Linked DNA regions of Mus musculus: all the other regions are linked to region 1. The links are chromatin loops, found by intact Hi-C in ENCODE. Cell type or tissue: heart. All regions are shown on one strand.

Region 1 (5,000 bases):
AGACCCCAGTATATTGGAGATGCCAGTACTATGGGATGACCACCAAAAATAGCAGCAGCAGTAGAGTGGAGTCAACCAGAGCCTAGAATTCTACAAAGGACAGAGCTGGAGATGTGACTCAACCCCTTTTGGAAGAGCCCAGAAAAAGAAGGTCACGTGTGGATCCCAGATATTGGAACAAGAAGCTGTAAAGTTGAAGTTGTGTTGCTAGATGTTAGAGATGTCAGAGCTGTGGGCTATCTGCCGAGGAAAGCTGCAAACAGGGAGTAGAAACAGCCCAAAAGAAGTTGTTGCAGTCACCAGAGAGGAAGGGAGTTGTAGATCTGAAGCGCACTTTGACATCAGACATGGAGGTGCAGAGTTTGGAATTTGCCCAGCTGGTTTTTGGACTAGCTTTGATATTTCCAAACTAGTATTTCCTCACTATGACATTTTGGAATAGTAATGTATATCCTGTAATGTTAGAGGTATATGATCTGCTTTTTGATTCTCATTTTATAGGGGATTCCAGTTAAGAAATTGCATGAATCTCAGAAGAGTCTTTGAACTTTGGACTTTTAACATTGTTGAGACTGCTATAGACAATGGGAGATTTGAAGTTGGTCTAAATGTATTTTGCATTATGCTATGGCTATGTATGGCCCCATAGACTCATGTATTTGAGCAAGCCTATGGGGACCAGGAAGTGGATTGTGGTGGTTTGAATATGCTTAGCCCAGGGAGTGGCACTATTAGGTTAGTGTGTCACTGTCGGGATGGGCTTTGAGACCCTCCTCCTAGCTGCCTGAAAGCCAGTCTTCTCCTGGTTGTCTTCCAAACAAGATGTAGAACTCTTGCCAGCCTGGTCTCCAGAGTGAGTTCCAGGACAGCCTGGGCAATACAGAGAAATCCTGTCTGGAAAAAAAACAAGAAAAAAAAAAAAGTAGAACTCTCAGCTCCTCCAGTGCCATGCCTGCCTAGATACTGCCATGCTTCCAGCCATGATGGTAAAGGACTGAACCTTAGTCAGCCCCATTTAAATGTTGCTCTTTATAAGAGTTGTCTTGGTTATGTTGCCCCTTCACAGCAATGGAAACCCTAACTAAGACACTACTGAACTGCAGTGAAGATAACCTGGGAATTTCTGCTGGAGTTTAGAAATATATGCTTCAGGGAAGGAGATGTCCTGCATCTTCCAGCTTTTTCTTACCTGCACGTACTAGGGATGTCACGATGTTCAAAGGCTTAATTACTCTGGTTACATGTTTCACAATTTAAAAAAAAAATGGGCACAGCTCCTCTAAGCACATGCTCTGAAGAAATACATGCTATAGGCTCTTGACACTGCAGGCTCACGCTTCTCCTACTTGCCATCCAGGCAGGGCTTTCCTGGAGAGGTATAGCTGTAGATGGTACTAGACTCATCCCAGAAAGGGTGGGAGGTATATCCACAGGGTGTTCCATCTGGATTCTAGAACTTTCCTAGATGTCCTAGACAGGATAAGGGTGCAGGCCTTCAAACAGGTGGACAGCTGGGCCCTGAGAAAAAAAGCATGGGCACCACTGGCTATTTGAGTTCTTTTTCAGGCAGGCAATGGAGCTGGGGCCAGCCCTTGGAATATCTTGGATGTCTTAACTGAATACCGAGGCCTGTCCTGGAGGTGAGTGAACCCAGAAGCCCCTGAGCCTTCTAGAAAACCTCTGTGGGAGATGGGCCATCTTTCTACAACAAATTTCCAAATTCAATTTATTTGCTCCTCCCATCCCCAAGACTATAATACCTGTATCAGGAGGTAGTGTTGCCTGGACAGGAGTTTGTGGGGGGGAGGGTTAAACGTGCACATCTCCCTTGGAGTCTTAGCCTTGGGTCGGGAGACCCTGACTCTCCTAAAGGCACTCTTTTCCAAGCTAAGTAGCGAAGAGAAAGATCCAGGGTAAGCTATGGGCGGTAATGGAGAGGCCAAGTGGTCCCTTGGTGGCCCCAAAAGAATCCCTCTGGATTGGGAAATGTAATGAAAGAGACCAACTTGGTTCTCCCTGCTCCAACATTAGAGCGGGCTCATAGCTGAAAGTACAGTAACAGCAGCAGCAACAGTTTAAGTTCTCTTGTCTGTTTGCTCCGGTGTACAGGGAGGGAGGAAAAGAATTGCATTTCTGCGACGGATAAAGGGCAAGTCCACCCGGCTGTGATTCAGAAGGGCACTCTGTCTTGCTTGGCATTTTAAACCGTCATTTTCTTTCTTGCTTCTCACCAACAGTGTGGGCGGGGATGAGACCATCAAAACCGTGACCACCCTACCCAGTGAGTACCCTGGTGCTCTGGGCGGCAGGCTACGCCTGAGCCCACTGCGCCTCCCTCTGGCAGTCGCCAGCCTCCCAAGGCAGGATGCAGCTGTGTGCAGTAGGGAGCGCTGCTTCCCGGAGGCTGCCTTCTCTTAGCTCCTGAGCTAATTAAAACTTTGGCGGGTTTTGTTTGCTTTTATGTGGGTCCCCCACCCCCACCCCAACGGGAAATCGCCTCTATCCAATAAATGAATTGCGTGAGGAAAGAAAGAAGGACTTAAACCAAATCTCAGGACAGATCATTTAAAAGTAATCCAATAAAGAAGGCATTCTGGACCTAGAGCGAGGGGTAGGGTTGCGGGGGTGGGGTGGGGTGGGAGGTGGCGGATGGGGTTTAAGCATCTCTGCTCACAAGACCTTACTGTGTAAACCCGCAGCACTTGCAGTAGTGAGAAATGAAACTACCTTGCTTGGGCAGTGCAAACATTGCCATACTTTGGATTCAATATTTTCCTTAATTGCTTTGCCAACACCTACTTGGATGATTTTTGTTTTTTAAAGCCTGGCTATATTTTTCTGAGGGGTCTGCCTTTGATCTTTTGGTTATAGCTATTGCTAGTGCTTTCTGTTATGTTATTTGATTCATTATCTTTAGTATTGCCAAGCCCGTGTTTATTGCTACAGTTACACTTTTTTTTTATATATATAATTTATTTATTTATTATATATAAGTACACTGTAGCTTACTTCAGATACTCCAGAAGAGGGCATCAGATTTCTTTACGGATGGTTGTGAGCCACCATGTGGTTGCTGGGATTTGAACTCGGGGCCTTCGGAAGAGTAGTCGGCGCTCTTAACCACTGAGCCATCTCACCAGCCCCAGTTACACTTTCTTATAATAAGGTGTTAGGCAATATTTACAGTGTATTCTTTGCTTCTCAGAAACCTTTAAGGATTTTACCTGGGAGGCACTTGATTGGTTTTATTCTATTTTTTCTGATATATATATATATATAGATAGATAGATAGATAGATAGATATAGATATAGATATAGATATAGATATAGATATAAATATATCCCTTTGGTACATTATCTTGACCTAAGACACAATTTGAGTTTTAAGCCAGCAAGTTTAGACAATAGGGATATGATACATAATGTCCACACTGGCACACCTGATCAGACCTCAAGTCTGTTATCTATTTTAGTTCTTAGAAAACTGTGTTGAATTTAAATAGGTACAGTTCTGTGTCATGAGAACTCCTTGTTCCCTGTTGCCAGAAGGTGACAGACTGCTCCCGTGAGTGTGATGAACTTGGCTTTGAGATGATCCAGCAAGATGGCTGGACATCATATTGTTCAAGATCATTCACCAAAGTGCTTTACAAATGACATCGACAGTGTCGCCCACTCAGGAGGGCTCCCCCTAATGCACTTAGCTTAGCTGTTCAGCTTTCTTTCTTAGAGGAGGGAGGACCACCTGATCATAGAGCTTCAGGATTCAGTGCATGGCAGCTGTTTAAAAAGGTAAAATGTGCTGTGTCGGTACAAGGTCAGGACAGAACTTATCCCCAATGCCTTTTTAAATTTAACCCAGCAGATGCTGTAGGATAGGGTGTGTGGGAGACAGACCTCTGCCCTGATCAGCAAGTCTCCAGGGCGAGGTATGCCACCACAAAGACAGACACATGAATTGATCATCAACAAGTATGGATGAAAAAGTCTGTATTGTGGAAAAAAATCAGCAAGAAAATTGAGATTGGGTGCGGGGACAGAAATGTTAGAAATGAAAATACCCAGTGAGACAAATAGCCTAATGAAAGCATTGCCAAAAGCTGTAACCAAATAGGGAAAGCATCGGGAATAGGGGACAAGACTAATGAACTCTCTAATCACACATCATTTAAAGAAATAAATGAATTTGACCACAATGTCTAAGAATTCTGGGGTATGATCGAGAGGCCAAATCTAAGAATGGATAAGATAGAAAGAGATGAAATAAATTCTAAAGGAATATGGAATTATCCAGGTAAGCTTATAGCACAAGATTTATCAAATCTAGAGAAAAATTCAAGCACAAGAGAGCCAAAATAAAGTCAACCAAAGAACCTCTCCACAATGTGTTATAGCCAGTGTATCAGAAGTTAAAAGCAAACAATATTAATAGCTGTAAACAGGGAAGGCTAACTCACCCACAAAGGCAACTACATCAGAATAGCAGCAGATCTCATTAGCAATCATAAAAGTCAGGAGGGCATAAAATAATGTATTTCAAGCCCTGAAAGTAAACAACTGCCAATCAAAATTGCTATACCAGCAAAACCATCTTTTAAGTTTGATTAAAAGATGACAAATTTTAAGAGCAAAATGAAGAAACTAACTTCGATGAAGAAAAGCCCAGAAATGGACAGATTCACTAATGAATTCCACTGAGCTTTTAGAGAAGAGCTAACAGCTGTCCTAAAACCATTCCACAACATGGAGAGGGCAAGAACACCACCTCACTCATTCCACGGAACAAGTAGCAACATGCCAACACTGCTGAACACAAGGGTAGCAAAAAAAAAAATCCATTTTCTTTGTGATTCTTAGTAAAATACTTGTAAATTACATTCAAGAACACATTGTGACCATATGCAAGTTAGTGTCTTTCTTTCCAGAGATACAAGGATGCATTGCCATATACAAATTAGTATGGACAGAAATCACATGATCGTCTCAGTAGATGCGGGGAA
Region 2 (5,000 bases), 87 kb before region 1:
GGTTACCTGGCACTGAACATCCTCTAGCCTTGGCTCCTACTTGAGTTCTGTTTATATTTGCTTCAGGCACAGGCACAGTTCAGGAATTTGCATACTAATTCCACCATATTACCCCATAACCCCAAGATTGGCGTCTCAAACAAAGAGGAGAATGGTTGCTCTGACAGGAGAGGAATTGATCTAAAGGAGACATTGTGTCTACCCCTTCAGCTATCACATTACTGAAACAAGGCCCCCAAAGAATTAACATTTCCCCGGGAATTCTGTGAGATTTCCCATGGGGAAGGAGATGGGTGGCTCCTAATGCCAACCAGAGGAAGAACTTGCCTCCTAAGCAGCGACCTCACAGTTTTGACAAATTAGCACATGTGTTTCCTGGCTTCCTTCCCATCTTTTCTATAAAACTGTGGCTACAAAAAAGGCGGGAAAAGCTGGAGTTGCCTTATCCCTAGTTTGTACAAATTGTGGGTATGTTCGTCTTTTATCAAGATGTATGTGGCTATTTATTTATTTATTTATTTATTTATTTATGTCTTGTAGATCTGAGAGCCTCCATATAACTCTACCTTCTTGTAGATCTGAGAGCCCCCATTTAACTCTATCTTATTGTAGATCTGAGAGCCTCCATATGACTCTACCTTCTTGAAGAATGGGGTGGTATTTTCTTCAGAAAGTCTTCCCAAATACTCTATCCTCTCCCCTCAACTGAGCCAAAGTGAGTCCTGGGAGAAATGAGTGAAAAAAAAATATATGCAATATTATACATATATAATCAATTATATAATATATATGTAGTTATACAGACATGGATTTAAGTTTTCCTACTACCATTTAACATGCACATGTGATATTGGAACAATACTAAACTTCATTGGTCTTTCCTATCTACCTATAAGTGAATGGTAATATATTACTTAAGGGTACGGTAATGGAGATTAAATACTATAACATAACAGGCTAACCAAGCAGGCGGCTGAATCAGTAACAGCTCTGTTCCTTTGCACTCTCAGAGCTGTGTCTGTACTTTCTGTTCAAATCTTAGATGTTCATTTGCTCATCTAACATGGATTTAAGGGTGATGAAGGAAGGCCCCGAGTGTTGGAGCAAGATGGGGTGGGACACGCTTTGCTGTTTTATTTAGCGAAGTTTTGGAAAAAGCAGTATTTGAGTAGTAGAACTGAGGGAGTGAGCCTTGTGGTTATCAGAGACACCAAGGAGAAGTTGTGAGCCAGGAAACTGGGCTGTGTGGGAACAAGCAGGAAGCCAAGTGGTTAGAGCACGCACCAGAAGACGTGGGATAGAGAAGACTAGAGAAGGGGCAGGAAACACATTTCGTGACCTCAGCAAAACCCACCTGTCCCATCTACCCCTTAATAAGGTGGGATGTCACTCGAGAAGGTGTGGCAGAAGAGTGACAGAGCCAGCATAGATTTGCAAAGAAGCCAGAGTGAAACTGGAAGGCCCGTATGCAAGAATGGTGGTCCCAGCCTTTCTTGTCCTTTGATGGTCTTCATTGAGCCACCCTTCCCATTTTCACCCTTTCTCCTTTCCTGCCCTGTTTCCACACAGCAACCAAAGGGACCCTTTAAACATTTTCTTGCCCACTCTCACTTTGACACCTTGGCTTCATTGCAATTTTTTATTTTAAGACAGAGCCAAGATTTTTGCTGGGAAAAGCAGGGAATGGCAAGGTCACTTAGGGGATCCCCAGTGTGAGTGGGTATGAGTGAGACAGGGCACGAAGTGGCTTTGTAATTGCCTAAAGGTCATTTGTAACCACAGACCCCTCTGTGTCACTGCACACACCTCTGCCCCCACCTCTCCCCCTTCTCCTCCCCTCACCTCTCTCTCTGTCTCTCTGTCTCTGTCTCTCTCTGTTTTAGAGAATTCGAATTTCAGTTTTCTTTGTAAAAATTATGCATGTGGGTATTTGCCTGTGTCTATTAAGTCGCCATGTGCATGCAGTACCGGCAAAGGCCAGAGGAGGGCATCAGATCCATGAAACTGGAGTTTCAGCACATGGGTTCTGAGAACCAAATCAGGGTCTTCAAAAAGAGGAGCAAGTGCTCTTAACCACTGAGCCGCCTTTCCATATACAGGTTTTAATTTTTAAAAATAACTGCCGGGCGTGGTGGCGCACGCCTTTAACCCCAGCACTTGGGAGGCAGAGGTAGGCGGATTTCTTAGTTCGAGTCCAGCCTGGTCTACAAAGTGAGTTCCAGGTCAGCCAGGGCTATACAGAGAAACCCTGTCTTGAAAAACTAAAAAAAAAATTTATTGATTCTTTGTGAGGTCATTTGCACCCCAGTTCTACTCATCTTCCCACCCCCTCATCTCTGCCCTTCACCCTTGCAACCTCCCTTCCAAAAAAACAAAACAAAACAAAACAAAACAAAAACTTCACACCACCACCAACAAACAACAACAAAAACCCAGAAAATTAAGCATAGAAAACATCTCGTGGTGGAAGCTGTAGCATGTCACAGTGTGTCCAACAGTCTATCCCTCTGTCCACACACCTTCACTTGCAAATAGTCACTGCAATGTGTCATTGGTCTGGCTTCTGTGACACTGTCAGCATTGAGTCCTCACTGGGACTCCTCTGGATTATCCTGTGGCTGCCCTGTGTCATGGAGGTCCTGCAGCTTTGGGTCAGCAGGACTGTCCCTTTTATGTGTCCAAGCTGTTTGCAAATGAGATAGATTTTGGGGTGGGTCAACTCAGTGCCCTGGATTTAGGCCTGGTTAGTAGTTTGAGCTGGTCAGCATGCCACTGTGGGGTAAGTTGACATTGCCACTGGACAGAACTGGTAAGGCTGAACAGGCTCAGACCCTGGGGAATCTCAGAATGAGAGTGGCAGGGGTGGAGCCAGCTCCCTGACAAACTCTACTTGACACCCCACGTGACAGTCACGTAGCATAAACACCTGGAGTTCTCCATGCTAATGAGATATCTAGATAGGCCCTAAGTGTTCAGCCAATGAGCTTCCCTTCCTGGGCATTCCTTTCCGCAAAAGGGATTTATTTTATCCCTGCTTCACTCTGGTGGACATGCAAGGCAGACATGCAGCCCAGCAAACCAGCTCTCCCTTAGTCACAAGCCAAGGTAAACTCTCCAGCACTGCTCGGACCAGGTCACTGGAGCAGCCATTGGCAGGAGGCAGGGTCAGCTTTCCTGCTCATGCCCTGGTGTACTGGCTCACCAGCACCCGCGCCTCAGAACCAGCTCCACTGTGTCAAGGCGCAGAGCCCGCTCTCCCAAGTACTGCAGCCAGGGACAGCCACAGCTCAACTACCCACATGATCTCAAGGCTAGCTCTCCCTGCTGCCTCAGGTGGTGAGGGGTGAGAGTGGAGAGGGCATCACCCCTGCACCCACTACCTCACGGCACACACGAGGCGGGGCCAGATATCCCACACTTTCATCCTAGGAGCTGGGTCACCTGAGCCCTCTTGACCAGTGCCATCACTACTGTGCTGCCCAGGCAAGCAAGATGCAGGGCCTGCTCTCCCACGTGGTACAACCAGTGAGGGGCAGCTCACCTGCTCTCATGACCCCAAGGCCAGTTCTACCGACTGCTGGAGGAGGGGAGGTTATAGGAAGGGATGGGTGAACATCACTGCTGCACTCAAGACACCTCACAGCGAAGCTGTGGGGCCAGCTCTTCCATGCTCTCGCCCTCGGGGCTGCCTCACCTGTACCCCCATCACCAGGGTCAGCACAACCGTGCTGTTCAGGGGAGGTGCAGGACAGCTCTCCCACGTGCTACAGCTGGTGAGGGGCAGGGCCAGCTCTCCAAAGCTCATGACCCCGTGTGCAGCTTTCCTGACTGCCAGATAGCGAGGGGGTGAGGCACCTCTGTGCCTATGCCACTCCATGGCAGATGAGTGGTGGGGTCAGCTCTCCACACTCCCTCCCTCAGGGGCTGGTTCACCCCCACACCCCCACTACCAGGGCCAGCTCTACTGTGCTGCCTGAACAAGGCACAGGGCTACTCTCACCAGTGCTGCCGTTGGTTTCCAGAGCACAGCAGCCAGTGAGGAGCGGGGCCAGTTCTGCGCAGCCACTGGATATCCACATGATCCTCAGCCAGGGACGCCTCCATGTTCTGCGTCATGAGGACTCAGACAGGGCCCTCAGTGGTAGCTCTGGCTGGGACTGGCCACTCACAACAGACTTCCCCTTTCCGCCGTTGAGCCTCCAGTTCCATCTCTCTTCATAATGCTCAAGTTGATCCACTTCTTTCTCTCCTACCTGACCTTGCACATTGTGGCGGCTCCTGCTGCAGGCTGGCCATGCAGCTGCTGGCCCCTGGGTACCATCCTCCATTCCCACTGCGTGATGTGACAGAGACCGACTATTGCCTGCCTGTGCTATGCTGAGAACGGAGTGGGAGCCTGTGGGCTAGGTCTAGCCCGGGGCAGGGGTTGGAGGTGGGGAAAAGGGGCGCCCCAGCTGGTCCCAGGGACGAGTCCTTGGCTTGACAGGTCTTGGACAGGCAGGCTTGTTGGCAGTTGTGACTGGGAATACAGAGAGGCCTTGTATGGGAGACTAGACGGCAGCTCTATAGGCAAAGGCCTTCTCCATGGCTCTCCACAACAGATCTCGATGAAAAGAGGCAGCCTGTGGTTCCAAACCATTTATTGCCATAGTGGAAAGTGAATACATTAAACCATACCCTACTTCTCAGGGAGGGCCTGAGGTTAAATATCTTTTGCAAGAAGGAGTGTCTGGGAAGGAAAGCTTATTGGCTATGTCCTCCGGGCCTCTAGGCACCCCATTTGCCTGGAGATCTCTATCTTGAGCCTACATATCATGTCTCTTTTCCTATTGTCTTGGTCTGAGATGTTAGGGATGCTTTGTCTACATGTGGAAGGTCTCGGGCATTGAGTTTATGTGACTGATGGCCACACATCTATGGGAGGGGGATGGGGGGGCTCTGCGGCTAGTGACAGGGGCCTTGGTGCCCAGGAGCAGATAAAGCTTCTACCGTCCCTTTTC
Region 3 (5,000 bases), 81 kb before region 1:
ACAGCAGTGGGACCCTAAAACATCCTTTTTGCTTCCCGGGTTTCTTCTATCTACAAATGCAAGTTCTTTCACCAAGTAAGGGAAATGGTGAGGATTATTTCTTCAGTTCCTTCCCCTGCTTCTTTCCTAGAGTCTTCCTTGCTCCCTTTGATTCCAATTCCACATTAAACATTTTGATATTATTTTTCAGAACTGCCCCAGGCTCAGCTTTCTCCTCCTGCCTCAGTTCCCCAGAACCCCCACTTTGTTCTCAGAATGGAAACATCTAACTTCAAGACCATTCACTTTTTTTCTCTGTCACTAAGCAGATCCAGATGATGTCCCATCACAAAACTCATTTCCAGTCTTGTTATTTCCGCTTAGCTTTCTGTTAAATAAAGTTGGTCACTCTGCTGCACTTCTGTGTTGAAAAGATATAACCCCTCACCCAGTGAAGCAAACTTTCAATAGCTACTTTAGAAATATGATCTAGGGCCAAAGAGATGGCTCAGTGGACAAAGGTGTTTGTTGTGTAAGTCCTGATGGCCAGAGTTCAATCCCAGGACCCACACAAGGGTGTGAAGGGAGAAGAGACCCACAAAGTTGTCTTCTGACCTCCACACATGTGCCATGGCACAAGTGTGCATATACATGCATGTTCTCTCTCTCTCTCTCTCTCTCTCTCTCTCTCTCTCTCTCTCTCTCTCTCTCTCTCTCTCTCTCTCCTTTTCTCTTAAGATTGGGTTACATTTTCATTGTTTCTTTCATATGTTTAATAATTTCCTATATTCTTATTACACAAATTCTAACGATTCATTAGTTGCAGAAACCTTGGGCTCTGCTAAGTAGCTCCTGCAAAATGTCCACACTTTTGTAGCAGACAATGAACTTCATCAGGTATAAACGATCTCTTGGGTGACAGCGTTGAGTCTCAGTTCCATCTGTCTACTCTTTGACGGAGCACATTTCATGCTGGGATCAGGACCTCTCCAGATTTTGAGCAAAGTCTACCATAATGTATGGTCTGTCTTTCTGTGGGTTCTCCCTCCTCACTTCCATGGCCACAGTTGCCTCAAATGCAAGCCTTTGATTCTTTGGGCCAGGATTTCTATTGCCATCTTGTCTATTTTATAAAATCCTATTGAAAATGGGAAATTCATCCTAGACATTCTTTTTATTCCAGCATTGACTAAGCTCCAGAAACTGCCTGCTCATTAATTAATTAATTAATTAATTCACTTTACATCTCAAGATCAGCCTCCCTCTCCTCCCAGCTCCTCCTCACACAGATCCTCCCATTCCAGCCCCACACAACATGAAACTGCCTGCTTCTGTGCGCCATTCAGGGCCTTGTTTTTCACAGCCTGCCCAGAGTTTGACGTTGTTATGTGCCGAGGCAAGTATACTGGTGACTATCAGACTACACTGAGAGCAGAGCTGCTGACATCTCTTAGGATGCCTTACATTTGAGGTGGGCAGCAGCCGTGCAGCTGAAGATGCTCACCAGCCGATTGGAAAGAGACACACTTAGAGAACACTGGACTCACTTAACCTTTGACAGACAAGAAATCACGTGAGTGCCATTACCTATTGGGTGGGTGTGCAGTAAGAGATACAGGCCCAGGACCAAATCTCACTTGCACTCAGATGGTAAGGATGGGCAGGGAGAATTAAAAAGAAGCCTGGGAAAGAGTGCAAAACTGGGAGGCGAAATACACAGGAGTGTTCTCTTCGAGTTCAAGGGACTTCAACTAAGAGAGCAGTTGACTGATAACTGCTGCTGATGGCTTCAGTAAGACAAAGCTCACAACTGACTGCTGGGTGGCTCCAGGAAGCTCCTCCATGCTGAACTGTTCTAAGTGCTGGAGGTAGAACCTGATGAAAGGAACAGCCAAGTCCAGAAGAATCAAGTACTGGTCAAAAACTTTAAACACTGAACACAACACACACACACACACACACACACACACACACTACAGAAAAACAGGGCTGATGTTGGAGGACATATGCAACTTAAGAGAAGTTTTATTTGAATGTTTGACCTTAAAAAAATGGTACTGTGTTGGTATCCCAAAGGAGGGCAAGATGGAGAAGGAAACATGGGAGCATGGGGGTCCTATCTACAGTTAGTGTCTTGATCATTGTTTTATTGCCAAGAAGAGATACCATGGCCATGGCAACTCTTAGAAAGGAAAACATTGCAGGCTTGCTTACAGTTTCAGAGCTTCAGTCCATTCTCATCATGGTAGGGAGCTTGGTGGCCTGCAGGCACACATGGTGCTGGAGGAATAGTTTGAGGATTCCACATCTAGAACTGCAGGCAGCAGGAAGAGAGAGCCTTTGGGCTTGGCCTGGGCTTCTGAAACCTCAAAGTCTACCCCCTGTGACATACATCCTCCAGCAAGACCTCACCTACCAACAAGGCCACACCTCCTAATCCTTCTAAGTACTACCACTCCCTGATGACTAAGCATTCATGTGAGTCTATGCGGCCATTCTTATTCAACCACCACAGGTTTTCAGCAGGTTCATAGGAAGTTCCAGAAAATGACAGAGGCCACCCAACTGTTTTGGGTCAGCTCCTTCAGTCTGTAGATCATACTAATTAAATCTGTTTGTAGAGCTAAGCTACTCAGGCATGTAAAAGGTGGGATGGGAAGCATGCTGCCCCCTCATTCCTGTTACTCCCTGAGGAGATCTTAGAGTAGCTGTGCTAAGGGCTGCAGCAGGAGGACGTAGGGAATGGAGCTGGCCATGGGGGTTGACTCCAGAGGAACAGTGAGTGCAGAAGTCTCTGAAAGAGGAGTGTGACTGGAGTGAGTGTCAAGACAGTGTTGTTGTAGGGAGGTAGATCTAAGAATGGGCACCAAGGTATCATTTGAGATCAAATCCAGCACCTTCAGGTACATTTTGTCATGGTCTCTTTCCAGAAGAATGACAGCATTTGGTCGCCATCCTGCCCAGGCCTGGCCAGGTAAGATTAACTGGAGTCTGGATTTGGGCTGTGGAGTTTCTTTCTCTGTCTCTGATCTTGGTTTTCAAATTAATTTTTCCCACTGTCCTTTACCTTTTTCTTCCTTCCCTTCCTGTCTTCTTTTCTTTCCTTTTTTTGGGTTTGTGTTTGTTTGTTTGTTTGTTTTGAGACAGGGTCTCACTCTGTGACCCAAACAGTCTCGGAACTCATTTTGAAACCAGGCTGGATTTGAACTTTGAGTGATCCTCCTGCCTCCACCTCTTGAGTGCTGTGTGTCAGTCACCATACCCCCCACTCAATTATTTTCACTAGTTTTACATCATAATCTAGTGCATATAGAGAAAGAAAACAAAGACTCCCATAGGACCAAAACTTCAATAAAGGGGTTGGGGAGATGACTCAGTGGCAAAATGCCTACTGTATAACCATTAGGGTCTGACTTGATCCCCGGTACCCACATAAAAGCCAGGTACTGAACTGGCAAAATGGCTTAATGTGTAGACACGTGTTGCCAAGTCTGATGACCTGAGTTTGACCCCTGGAATCCACATGGTGGAAAGAGAGAACCAACATCTGAACATTGTCCTCTGAGCTTCACACATATGTTGTGACCTGCACATGCCCCCCCCCCCAATATCCTCACACAAGCTCATACCCACAAATGGCAAATACAGTTAATAATAACTTTTAAAGGGCCAGGCTTATGTTTGTAACCCCAGTGCTGCAGGGGCAGAAACAGGTGAATCTCTAGAGCAAGTTGGCCAGCTATTCTAGCTGAATTAGTGAGTTCCGTGTTCAGTGAGAGATTCTGTCTCAAAAACTAAAGTAGAAAACAATAGAGAAAGACATCCAAAATTGATCTCTGGCTTCCAAGAACCCTCATATATTGTATTGTATTAGTTGTTTTCCTTTCTGCTGTGGCAGTGCGTGACAAAAGCAACCTAATGAAGGAGGAGTTTTCTTGTGGCTCACAGTTTGAGGGGATACAGTTCATGGTGGTGGGAAAGGCATGGCAGCCGGAGACGGAGGGAGTGAACCACTGTTTTCAGCTTACTTTCACCCTTTCATTCAGCCTTGTACCCCAGCCCGTGGAAATCTACTGTCCACATTCAGGATGAGTCTTCCCACCCCAGTTAATCCAATCTAGATCAGACCTCAAAAATATGCTCAGAGTTTGTCTCCTAGATAATTCTAGATCCTGTCAATCATCACATGCACCATCCATCATCTCGGTGCATTTCTCCTCAACTTAGATCAGCCTATATGAGCTTTGGGACACGTTTATGTCAATGTGCAGTTCGGCTGCTGTATTAGCCACTTTTCTGTTACTGTAATGAGATGTCAAGACTGTAGTAGTTTGAATATGCTTGGCCCAGGGAGTGGCACTATTTGGAGGTGTGGCCTTGTTGGAGGAAGTGTGTCACTGTGGGTGTGACTTTAAGATGCTCCTCCTGACCATGTGAGAGTTAGTCATCTCCTACCAGCCTATAGATGAAGATGTAGAAATCTCAGCAACTCCTGCACCATGCTTGCCTGGACACTGCCATGTTCCTGCCATACTCCTGATAACAATGGACTGAACATCTGAACATGTAAGTCAGCTCCAATTAAATATTGTCTTTATAAAACCTGCCTTGGTCATGGTATCTGTTCACAGCAGTAAAATCCTAAGACAGTGACCAAGGCAACTTATGAAAGAAAGCATTTAATTGGGCTTATGGTTCCAGAGGATTCTAAATCTTGTTTCCACAAAGATTCTAAATTCCACCAGGATGACAGTCAGGGTTAACTATCATACCCTATAGGACAAGTGATCAATGGAACTGAGATATGTAGTATAGAGTAAAGAAGGGCTAAGAAGCACACTTGCTTCATTTGTCAACCTCGTGGGATTTAGAATCCTCATGGAGACAAACCTCTGGGTGTGTCAATGAGGGAGTTTCTAGATTAGGTCGATGTGGGAAGATCCACCTTGAATGTGGGTGGCACCATCCCATTGGTTGTAGCCCCAAGAGTGAATAGAAAGAAAAAAGCCAACTGAATACTA
Region 4 (5,000 bases), 98 kb before region 1:
CACCAAGGTGTGTGTGCGTGTGTGTGTGTGTGTGTGTGTGTGTGTGCCTGCCATTGTTTGCTTCTTTAGGGTGATGATGCCACGCTGGTCATTGTTGTGGTTCATAGGTGTCATGGCTGGGTAAGGCTGATGATTGCGTCCTTCCTTTAGATGTAAAAGTAACTCTTGGGGGTTTCCTTGTGCCCTTTTTCCTCTCAAATAACTGCAGGGCATCTTCACACCTCCTCTAGCCTATTTTAGCTCCCGAATAAAAGACACAGAGACCTCATATTTTTATTAACAAGCTGCTAGCATTAAGCTGGACAGATCCTGATCATTCTAACCTGTCTAGGCTGCCAGTACCCAGCCCAATGCTCCATTACTTACCATCTGGTCTTGCCTTGGCTCTCTCTGATCCATGTGTGTCCTCAGGGCTGCTTTCTCATCTGGACCTAATGATGAATACCCCTGGTCGATCCATATGGTACCTTCACACCTTCTTCTCTTGGTCCTTTGTACTCTGGTTTCTTGGGACCCTCTCACTGGGATCAGAAGTTTCACCCTATTCTCCTCTGGCCAGCTAATTGGCTGTTCAGCTCTTTATTAACCAATCAGAGGTGATGGAAAACAATTTTCACATAACTTTAGGACTGGAGATGCTTGGCCATGCCATACTGTAACCAGATGTTTGGGCACAGAAATCAGTATCTGAACGCACTATAAAAAATTCTTGCATGTGCATTCTGGTACCATGAAAGCTAGTTGCCAGGGAAGAGGATTTTAGGTCAAACCAAACTCAGGTTCTCTGGATCCTGTGTCCAAAGTTCATGGCATCTTCAGCCATAGGGACTTAACATCCACTTCTGGGAGGCAACTATAGGGTAATGCAGTGGCCTGTAATGTTCTGGGAGTCTCCTGGACAACCCTAGCCAACAACTCCAACAGGGCCTTTGCATGCCTAGTGTTGGAGTTTTTGTTAGATAGTCTGTGGCTCTACAGGGAACCATTATTAGCACAGACAAGAACATTCCATTTGAACTATGTATGAATATTTATACACCAACATATATGTAACTTTAGGTATGTCACTAATTTATGATTCCTTATACATTTACCAGAATTCTTTCTCCTTCCTTTTTCTTCTCTCTCTCTCTCTGTATATATATACATATATATATATGTATACATGTATATATATATATATATATATATATATATTTCTGTGATTAACCACTCCCCAGGGAAGCATAATGTTTCTAAGACCCTCATCTGTTGCTGTTTTTCATTTTTCCTGCTACAGAGTTGGGGAGGGGATAGTCTGCTCTAGGATGGGGGTGGACTTGGAGGACACTTTGAGATAAAGATGTTTGATTCTAAAGCAGGGAGGCTAAGAGCCAGCTTCCTGATAAGCTCAAATAGCACATGATGATTTACCAACATAATGATTGTCACAGACACATACCCAGACTGATGGGATCTCAAGGTTGATTGATTCTCTGCCTTAGAAGTCCTCTAAGACCTGAGTGTCATTCCTTCTCCCAGCACTGGCACACACAGCCACTGATCTTTTCATTGTCTTCATGGTTTAAGAACCCAATGATGCATAGTCTTCTCCCACTGGCTTCTTCCATTTAGTAACTAACTAACTAACTAACTAACACACACACACACACACACACACACACATACACACACACACTTGCACACACACTCTCTCACACTTGCACAGACTCACATACTCATATTCACTCACATATGCACGCACACACTCACACTCTCGCACACTCATATGTTCACACTCACATACTCTCACATACTCATACACACTCACACACTCATGCATACACACACACAGACTCATGCACACACACACACACACACATACAAGCACTCACACACACACACACTCACAGGTATATCCATGCGTATCAGGCTCTCCTGTGTCTTTGACAACTTGATTACTTCTTCCCTTTTAGTGTTGAATAAATCCCGTTTTATGGATGTAAGGGCTACCTTTTGTTGTTGTGTATTTTGGTTTTCATCTAGTTTACCCTAGAGGGATGTCAGCTCTTTCATCTATGGGGTGGGGCACACACCCTACAGAGGATGAGGCTTTCCAGAGCTTCAAGGCTGCACTTCTCCTTGTGCCCAACAGGTGGCTACAGCCCTCTGTTCTGCACTGTAGTAGCTGGTGGGCCTGAAGTCAAGGGCATGGCTTATTAGGGGATTGTGCGAAACAAAAAAGAGATAAATGACTGCAGGTCCTAAAGGCTTCTTGTCTTTCTGCTCGTACAGGTGATTTCGGCTGCTGGAACACTTTTCTTGATTTGGGAAAGGGCAAGTCTCTGAATTATGTAGCCATATCCATTCTTCAAAGAAGTGTTCTGGGGCTTACTCTCCTTGGTATTGCCTCCTAGAAGACTGGAGACTTCTGGAAAACCTGGTCCTCACAATAGCCTCTGATTTCAAGTAGGTGCTTTCCTGTGCACATAGCTCTGAGTGTGGATGAGGGAGCTCATGTGCGCATAACTCCACCAGTAGAGAGAGGTTCGTGTAATGAGGGAGGATGGTGTAGCTAACAGCCTAAATGAGAAAGATTTATGGCGAATGAGACTGTTGTCTTTTGCCAGCAAGTCTGAACCATAGCAACAATGAAATGGGCAAATAAAATGTGGTATGTCCATTAGCAGAATATTATTCAGCCTTGAAGGAGAAAGAAATTCCGACACTTACTATGACATATATGAATGCCGAGGTCATTTGCTACATGAACTGACACACAAATAGCAGTACAACCCACAAATGTTTTGCGAATACACTTATGTGAGGGACCAAAACTTATGGAGACCACATGCTGATAAACTCATTGTAAGTTAGAATGTGTATTGGAAATGCATTAATCTAATGTACCCAACTGAACATCACCACTTGATCAACACCACTGGACAAGGCTGGTCCCTTCCTTTTGTGGTCTCTCGGGGCTGCTGATCAGCACCATAAGAGAGGACAAAACACACACTATTATTTCAGGGAAGGCTTAACACCCGTCAACACAGCTAATACTGTGTGCACATTATAAAGCTCATACGTCACAAGTGGAACTACTGTGAGGTCATGACTGTTTGTAAGGCAGAAGTTTCTGCCACCATGATCCTGTGCTGAAGCCCTCCAGGGATAGACATTCTAAAATGAGACACTGTGCCCTTCGATGCCCCTTTAGCAGTAGAAACAGTAATCCTAAAACAACAGACCAGTGGATTATAGGCATAGATTTTTTTTTCATATGGGTTCAATCTTCCCAGAAGTAGTGGGAAAGAAAGGTTATTAAGATATGGGGAAAGTGGACCTGTTTAGAAATAGTTCTTTGTAGTGATTCCAATCTTCAATGTATCAGTCCAGTCCACTTGGCAGACACCACACACAAACCAGCAGCTGCAGTTCAATCCAGCAGAAACGGAGAGGCTCCCTAACTGGCCCAAGTCCATGGAAGTGGCAGGAAGCCACTGGAACCTCACAAGAAGTTCTTTGGTAAGTTTCTCTCTATAGCGTCACCACAAGTGGAGCTCAGCAATGCAACATACGGCAAGCCAATAATACATGGTGCCGTCAGTGAAGAATAGCAAGGAATAGCAAGGTGCACCAAAGCAAACCAATGCTCAAGCTCCCACTGTCTGTGGGTTCATATTTATATTCCTTCTAAACATCACGTGTCCTTTTACATGTCTATTATAGCAAAACATTTTCACCTATGCCTGCTTTAGCAAAATATTCACAAGTCTGCTTTAGCAAGACATCCTTTCACCTGTGTGCCCCAGCAAAACATCATTTGACATAATTGACTTTGCAATGAAACCAGAAATTTCCACCTGAGAGGATCACAAGCTGGGGCAAGGGGAGGGACTAAAGCCTGCTGAGGGGTCTCTCAGGGTTCTGACAGCTTGTCACATTGCATGATTAGCATACTTCCTGGGTTTGTTAATCTTTCCCATAAAACTGTATAACTGCTAGAGAAAAGGCAGAGAGAAGAAACAAGGAGTTATTCCAGCTTCATTTTGGCCAAACTGGAAATAGATCCCTAAAGGAAATAGTGACTTCTCTTCTGGTTTAAAATGGTTACATGCTCTATAACACGTTAGGGGCACTAGCCAGGACACAGCCCCATGGCTTATCCATTCCTGTGCTTAGGACTCAGGGCACCCTTTGGATTTTGACCAGATCTCATTTGTAAAGAGTACCTGTGTTGTCCAGCTTTCTGAACCAGAGTTAATTCTCACAGTCTGGAGCTTGGTTTGCTTTCTGCTCTTGGTACACTTTGTAAAAGGTACATTTGAACGGCCTGCTGTTGTGACAGCTTGCAGATCTACTAGCTGAATTGTTTTATTAAGCAACAGAACAGTTCAGACAGATCTTGTTTGGCATAGTACTCTTGTGCTCCTGAGAACTATCTCAAGGCAATATAGTGGAGGGCAATACAGCAGGTCAGAGTATCCTCCTCTGGCCTTTGGATACGTTCCTATAAATGAGTATACACCACACACACACACACACACACACACACACACACACACACACACAGTCTGCTTGCATTTAAATTTGAGTAAATTTTTGAGATATCCCTGCTATAATTTGTGTAGGTACAGAAAGTAGTAAGTCCACACCACCTTGGTTGTGCTTGTTTGCTGACTCTTCAGCAAGTAAGCCTTAATGGGTCCTCTCTGAATTAATGCAGCTGTTTGTTATGGCTTGTCTTGTGAATACCCGACTTCATGAAGGCTGTAGCAATGGACTCATTAGAGGTTAGACATTTATGCACATAGAAGACATAGAAGTTCTCTGGACTCCGGAGACAAGACAAAAGTTCCCTCTGACCTACCCTAGGGGATGTTAAGTGGCTTGCCCTGACTTCAAAGTAAACCACATAAGAAGAACATATCTCATTTCTAGGCTGGAAAAACTCTAATAGCTTGTTTGGATATATCATAAGGTCACCTCTCACCTTGAGTCACCCCATAACCCTTGGT
Region 5 (5,000 bases), 220 kb after region 1:
ATGACAGTGATAGTTTCCCAGGACTTCTATCACATCCCAGATCACAAAGACCCAACAAAATATACTTTCTGTTGTTAAGATTTGAGATACAGTAGAAATCAAATGGGGTCAGGGCAATGAAGACAAATCCAAAGAACATTTTGAAATCATGAGTCAGTAAAGCTTCTCCCATTGCCATGAATGGACATGATGGTTTCTAAGACACCTTCAACGCTGGAAATTCACCTTGTACTCCAACATATCCTGTTACATCTGACCTTCATGGAAACCCAGGGAGACAAAGAGAGCAGCTCCATTTCCAAACTCTAATTAGAAAATTGGTGCTAACGCAAACTGTATATGCCCCAGTACAGGGGAACGCCAGGGCCAAAAAAATGGGAATGGGTGGGTAGGGAAGTGGGGGGGGGGAGGGTATGGGGGACTTTTGGGATAGCATTGGAAATGTAATTGAGGAAAATATGTAATAAAAATATTAAAAAAAAAAAAGAAAATTGGTGCTAAGGGGCATAAAGGAATTAATCCAGTATCACATGCTAATGTCAGGACCAGTGTCCCTTCACCATTCCACTGCTGTCACTGCACCTTGTCTCTGAATATTCCACCTCCATCAGCCTCACTGGCTCACACAAAGCCTTTATGAGTAGGCAGATGGAATTAAGTACTCATTTATAGTCTCTGCAATGACAACAAAAGAAAGCATTAATAAGAACTGTATTGAGGAACTACGAAAATCAAGTTAGGGGTGGTAGCCCATATCTTCATTCCCAGCATTTAGGACCCAGGCTGAAGCAAAAGTATTGTCATGAGTTCAAGATTAGACTATGCTACAATACAGTGAGCACCAGATCACCAGCCTAGGCTCTACCTGAATAGTACTCTACCTGAATCAGAGACAGAGCAGGGTTAGAGCCATAGTTAACACAGAAATTTAAAAGATCCCCAAAAAAGTCAGAAATTTTCTGAATTTTTCCCCCATGGTCACCAAATTGCTCACCATGGGGGAAAAATTTTGAAATGACATCATGCCTGGAGCTGAGTTAGAATGGACTCAGCATTAAGACTAGCCTTGGCTACACAGACAGCTACATGGAAAGAGAAAGAAAGAAAAAGAGAAAGAGAGAGAGAAAGAAAGAGAGAAAGAAAGAAAGAAAGAAAGAAAGAAGGAAGGAAGGAAGGAAGGAAGGAGGGAGATAGAGGGGAAGGAAGGGAGATAGAGGGGAAGGAAGGGAGAGGGAGGGAGGGAGAAAGGAAAGAAGGGAGAAAGGAAGGATTGAGTAAAGGGGAAAAAAGAAAAGAAGGGGAGAGCGGCAGAAGGGAGGGAGGGAGGGAGGAAAAGTAGGCCTACATAATTCATAGCCTCAGTAACTATAGGACAAGAGAGAAACAAGAATTTCTTCTCCATAGAAGAAACTGCTCTGGCTATAGCAGCAGGCATGCTGCAGGGAAACAACAAGCAGACTGCTGGACTCCCATGATAGCAAGAACATAGCACTAGTTAGACAGCATGAGCTGCAGGAAGCCCAGTTAACACCAGTAACCACCAAGCTGACAAATCTGACTGACCTTGAACTTCATTACATTTTTATTGAAATATGTTAGCATAATAAGACCTTTACCAAGAGGGACCTGTAACACAAATCTAAGGGCATTGAGAGCCATGAGACAGTCTATACTGAAATCTCCCCCCTTCCCCCCCCCCACCCCAAATGCAGGTCCCAGAAAGGACATGGCTATTCAAGCCAATAAACAAGATATGTGCTTTTGTTACTGCTTGCTACTATCCTATTTGGCAGGATGCTGCCATTTTCCCTTCAAGACACTCTTCATTGACTGGGCTGCATTGGGCCTGCTGTGTTTCTTTTAAGTAACTCTCACTTTCCCTTTTCTTCAAAAATTAAGCAGGATCTGATTTCTATTCTACAGGAGAAAGGACCCACCTGGCCAATAACATTCTAAAAGTAACCATCCTCCATGAACATCACCTTGAACATGCTTTATTTCCCCCCATTCCTCAAGAAATTTGAAGTCTCCAATCTCTTAGATGATCCCTCTTGCTATAACACTCCTCAAATAGGCAAAGCAAGTCTACAATGTTTTCCAGCTATAAAGTAAAGTTTCTGAAAATTGAAAAGAAGATGAAAATGTGCTATGATGGTTTGAGTGAGAAATGGCCCCATAGGCTCCAGCATTTGAGTATTTGGTCCTCAGTTGGTCCTGTTTGGGGGAGGTTTAGGAGGTGTGGCCTTGCTGGAGGAGGTACATCACTGTGGACAGGCTCTGAGATTTTATAAGTTCATCCCATTCCCAGTTCGCTGACTCTGATTGGTGCTTGAAGTTGGAGATGCTCACTCTCTGTCCCTGCTGTCATGTTTCCTCCTCCACTCTTACAGACTCTCTATCTGCAATCACAACCCAAAATAAGCTCTCTCATCTACAAATTGCCTTGGCCACAGCAACAGAAAATCATCTACTATAGGTGTAGTCACTCATCATCTTAGCTGAAGAGAGTATTGTATGAAATTCTTAAGGGCCATCAGAAGTGCATCCAGGGAAGGTTATTTGACATCATAGAGAAGAACATGGAGGCTCAAAATATTAAGAATAGAAAGGCCACTGTGGCAGACTAAAGGCAAGCAGCGCCTCCCAGTGGCTCAGAATTGAGGCAGCTTAGAATTAAAAAATAGCAATGTGGATGCCTGAGGGAACATGCTCAAGTTTAGTACTGGACAAACAGTAACTTGAAAAGTCTCCAGTTATTGAAACAGGGGGTGAGAAACAACATAACACCTCTCAGCCTGTAAGCAGCATTGTAGAGGGAAGAGCTAACTGCTAGGGAAAGAGAGAAAGGCGTAATGGGTAAAACTGGTACCAAAAGAGATGGATACAAAAGCAGCCTGAGCTTAGACCATCCCTGTGCTGTGGAGAAGGTCTGTGCTTAAGAAATGTTCTGGGTTTCTCAACATAAAAGCACAGTGCTATAACTGACAGCCATGCAAAGGTCAGCACCAAGCTTGGTGCTTTAGAGAATATAAGTTCTGCATCTTCCTTTCGCTGGAAGATCATTGTCAATATTGACATGCTGTTCTGAACATGTAGCCCAGTCTGGCCCCAGAAGAATGCCAGTGAAGCTAGCTCATTGTGAAAGATGTGCATATTCAGGCCATAAATGAGGCAAGGGGTGGAACTTGCTTTAGCTGTATAGCTAAGGTCAAGAGACTCTGGAAGCTCTGGATTGTGAGCAGGTAGTGGCCCTTGGGAAACTACACCTCTGTATGGCCTTTGTCTTGTATTGTTTTTTTAGCCCATCCCATATTTAAACAACATGGGTTATGCCGCCAAGACAAAGTTGATTCCATGATAACCTGGTACAAAGCAGGGAAACGAATGTAGACCCAATGACCTCCAGCTCTAAGCCATGCCCACTGACCTACTGACAATACTAAAGGAGGAAGGGGTGGATATTTTCACAGGCTTTGAGTGCTCCATTGGTTGCACAGTGTACTGAGACGTAGAAAGATCAGTGGGAATGGAGGATAGTCACTAACTCTTGTGGTTGAGACATTGACATGGTTCTCTTTTCTTTCCCTTTTCATTTCTTATGAAGACTTTTTTATGCTTGTAGATGAGTTTATGGTGTTTCCCTATTTATGTTTGTATACATATGTTTTTATTGTTCAGTGTTGTATTTTTGTTTTTCTTTTTCTCTCCTTCTAGTCATCAAGTCCTTATACTGCATTTTTCCTGTTCTTATAGACAGTCTTCATTTTTCATCATACTACTGATCTCTATCTTTTAATTTTTTGGATATTATTTCTGCTTTCCATTCTCTGTACTCTTCTTTCTTCATCTTTCTTATATATTATGATGCTTAAAAACTATTTTATCTGCATCATTTAAAACTTCAGTTTGGGCCAGCACTGGGGCACCTTGGGCGCGGAGTTGGCGAACACCCCCAAGGTCCCCTAGAGGACTCTCCACGCAATCTTAGGACCACCGGTGAGTAGAACACAACTTCTGTTCCAATCCAATCGTGCGGGACCTGAGATAGCATTAGAGAAGCAGGAAACCCGGACTGACCAGGGTCACAAGTCCCTTCCGGTTGACACCAGCACTTGGTCACCTGGGCACAGAGTCGGTGGAAACCTCCAAGGTCCCTAGAGGACAGCTTCTGAGACAGACCCCGTTTCGGGCCCCAGACATCCGGGCACCTTCCCTGCCAGAGGAGAGGTGTCCGCCCTGCCCGGGAGGGCTGTGCTGGAGCACCTGGGGGAGCCATTCTTGGTTCCCGGATCCCTCTGAGACTAGTCTGTGCAGGTGAGAGTGTTGACTACAGAAGCTAACAGCTTCTGGGACAGGTCCTGTTCTGGGCCTTCATCTTCTGTCAGGAGGGAGGTCTGAATGCCAGATATCTGTGCACCTTCCCTGTAAGAAGAGAGCTTGCCTGCAGAGGGTGCTCTGACCACTGAAACTCAGAGGAGAGAGCTAGTCTCCCAGGTCTGCTGATAGAGGCTAACAGAATCACGAGAGGAACAATCTTTAGCAAGAGACAACTATAACAACTAACTCCAGAGATTGCCAGATGGTGAAAGGCAAACGTAAGATTCTTACTAATAGAAACCAAGACCACTCACCATCATCAGAACGCAGCACTCCCACCTCGCTCAGTCCTGGGCACCCCAACACACCCAAAAAGCTAGACCGGGATTTAAAAGCATATCTCATGATGATGGTAGAGGACATCAAGGACTTTAATAACTCACTTAAAGAAATACAGGAGAACACTGCTAAAGAGTTACAAGTCCTTAAAGAAAAAGAGGAAAACACATCCAAACAGGTGAGGGAAATGAACAAAACCATATTAGTCTTAAAAAGGGAAGTGGACACAATAAAGAAAACCCAAAGCGAGGCAAAGCTGGAGATAGAAACCTTAGGAAAGAAATCTGGAACCATAGATGCAAACATCAGCAACAGAATACAAGAGACGGAAGAGAGAATCTCAG

What was found. Hi-C counts contacts between places; a loop is a spot of excess contacts. Peaks named below come from ENCODE experiments on the same cell type or tissue, not always from the same donor. Only the 100,000 strongest peaks of a DNase experiment are listed, where the experiment ranks them.
Region 2: it touches region 1 in a loop (4-fold over the local background); 11 of 42 quality-filtered maps call a loop at or near these places.
Region 3: it touches region 1 in a loop (2.7-fold over the local background); 14 of 42 quality-filtered maps call a loop at or near these places.
Region 4: a loop joins it to region 1, with 3 times the contacts of the local background. A loop is called at or near these places in 9 of 42 quality-filtered maps.
Region 5: a loop joins it to region 1, with 2.4 times the contacts of the local background. A loop is called at or near these places in 8 of 42 quality-filtered maps.

The regions. Positions count from the first base shown.
Region 1 is chr5:32,301,070-32,306,069 of GRCm38, forward strand. It overlaps Plb1 (phospholipase B1), which reads left to right. Exons shown (of 59, transcript NM_001081407.1): 20 at 1,567-1,640; 21 at 2,238-2,281. Among named protein-coding and RNA genes, the nearest start is that of Gm36840, 51 kb to the right of the region's middle. In heart, a CTCF peak has its summit at 2,346; no DNase peak of the experiment used is centred here; H3K4me3 peaks cover 822 bases; H3K27ac peaks cover 264 bases.
Region 2 is chr5:32,213,718-32,218,717 of GRCm38, forward strand. No RefSeq gene overlaps it. Among named protein-coding and RNA genes, the nearest start is that of Gm36783, 16 kb to the right of the region's middle. In heart, a CTCF peak has its summit at 1,987 (motif pointing right); no DNase peak of the experiment used is centred here; H3K27ac peaks cover 663 bases.
Region 3 is chr5:32,219,749-32,224,748 of GRCm38, forward strand. No RefSeq gene overlaps it. Among named protein-coding and RNA genes, the nearest start is that of Gm36783, 10 kb to the right of the region's middle. In heart, no CTCF peak of the experiment used is centred here; no DNase peak of the experiment used is centred here.
Region 4 is chr5:32,202,700-32,207,699 of GRCm38, forward strand. No RefSeq gene overlaps it. Among named protein-coding and RNA genes, the nearest start is that of Gm36732, 20 kb to the left of the region's middle. In heart, a CTCF peak has its summit at 2,132; no DNase peak of the experiment used is centred here.
Region 5 is chr5:32,517,943-32,522,942 of GRCm38, forward strand. All of the region lies in intron 2 of Gm15614 (predicted gene 15614), which reads right to left. Among named protein-coding and RNA genes, the nearest start is that of Ppp1cb, 61 kb to the left of the region's middle. In heart, a CTCF peak has its summit at 2,640; no DNase peak of the experiment used is centred here.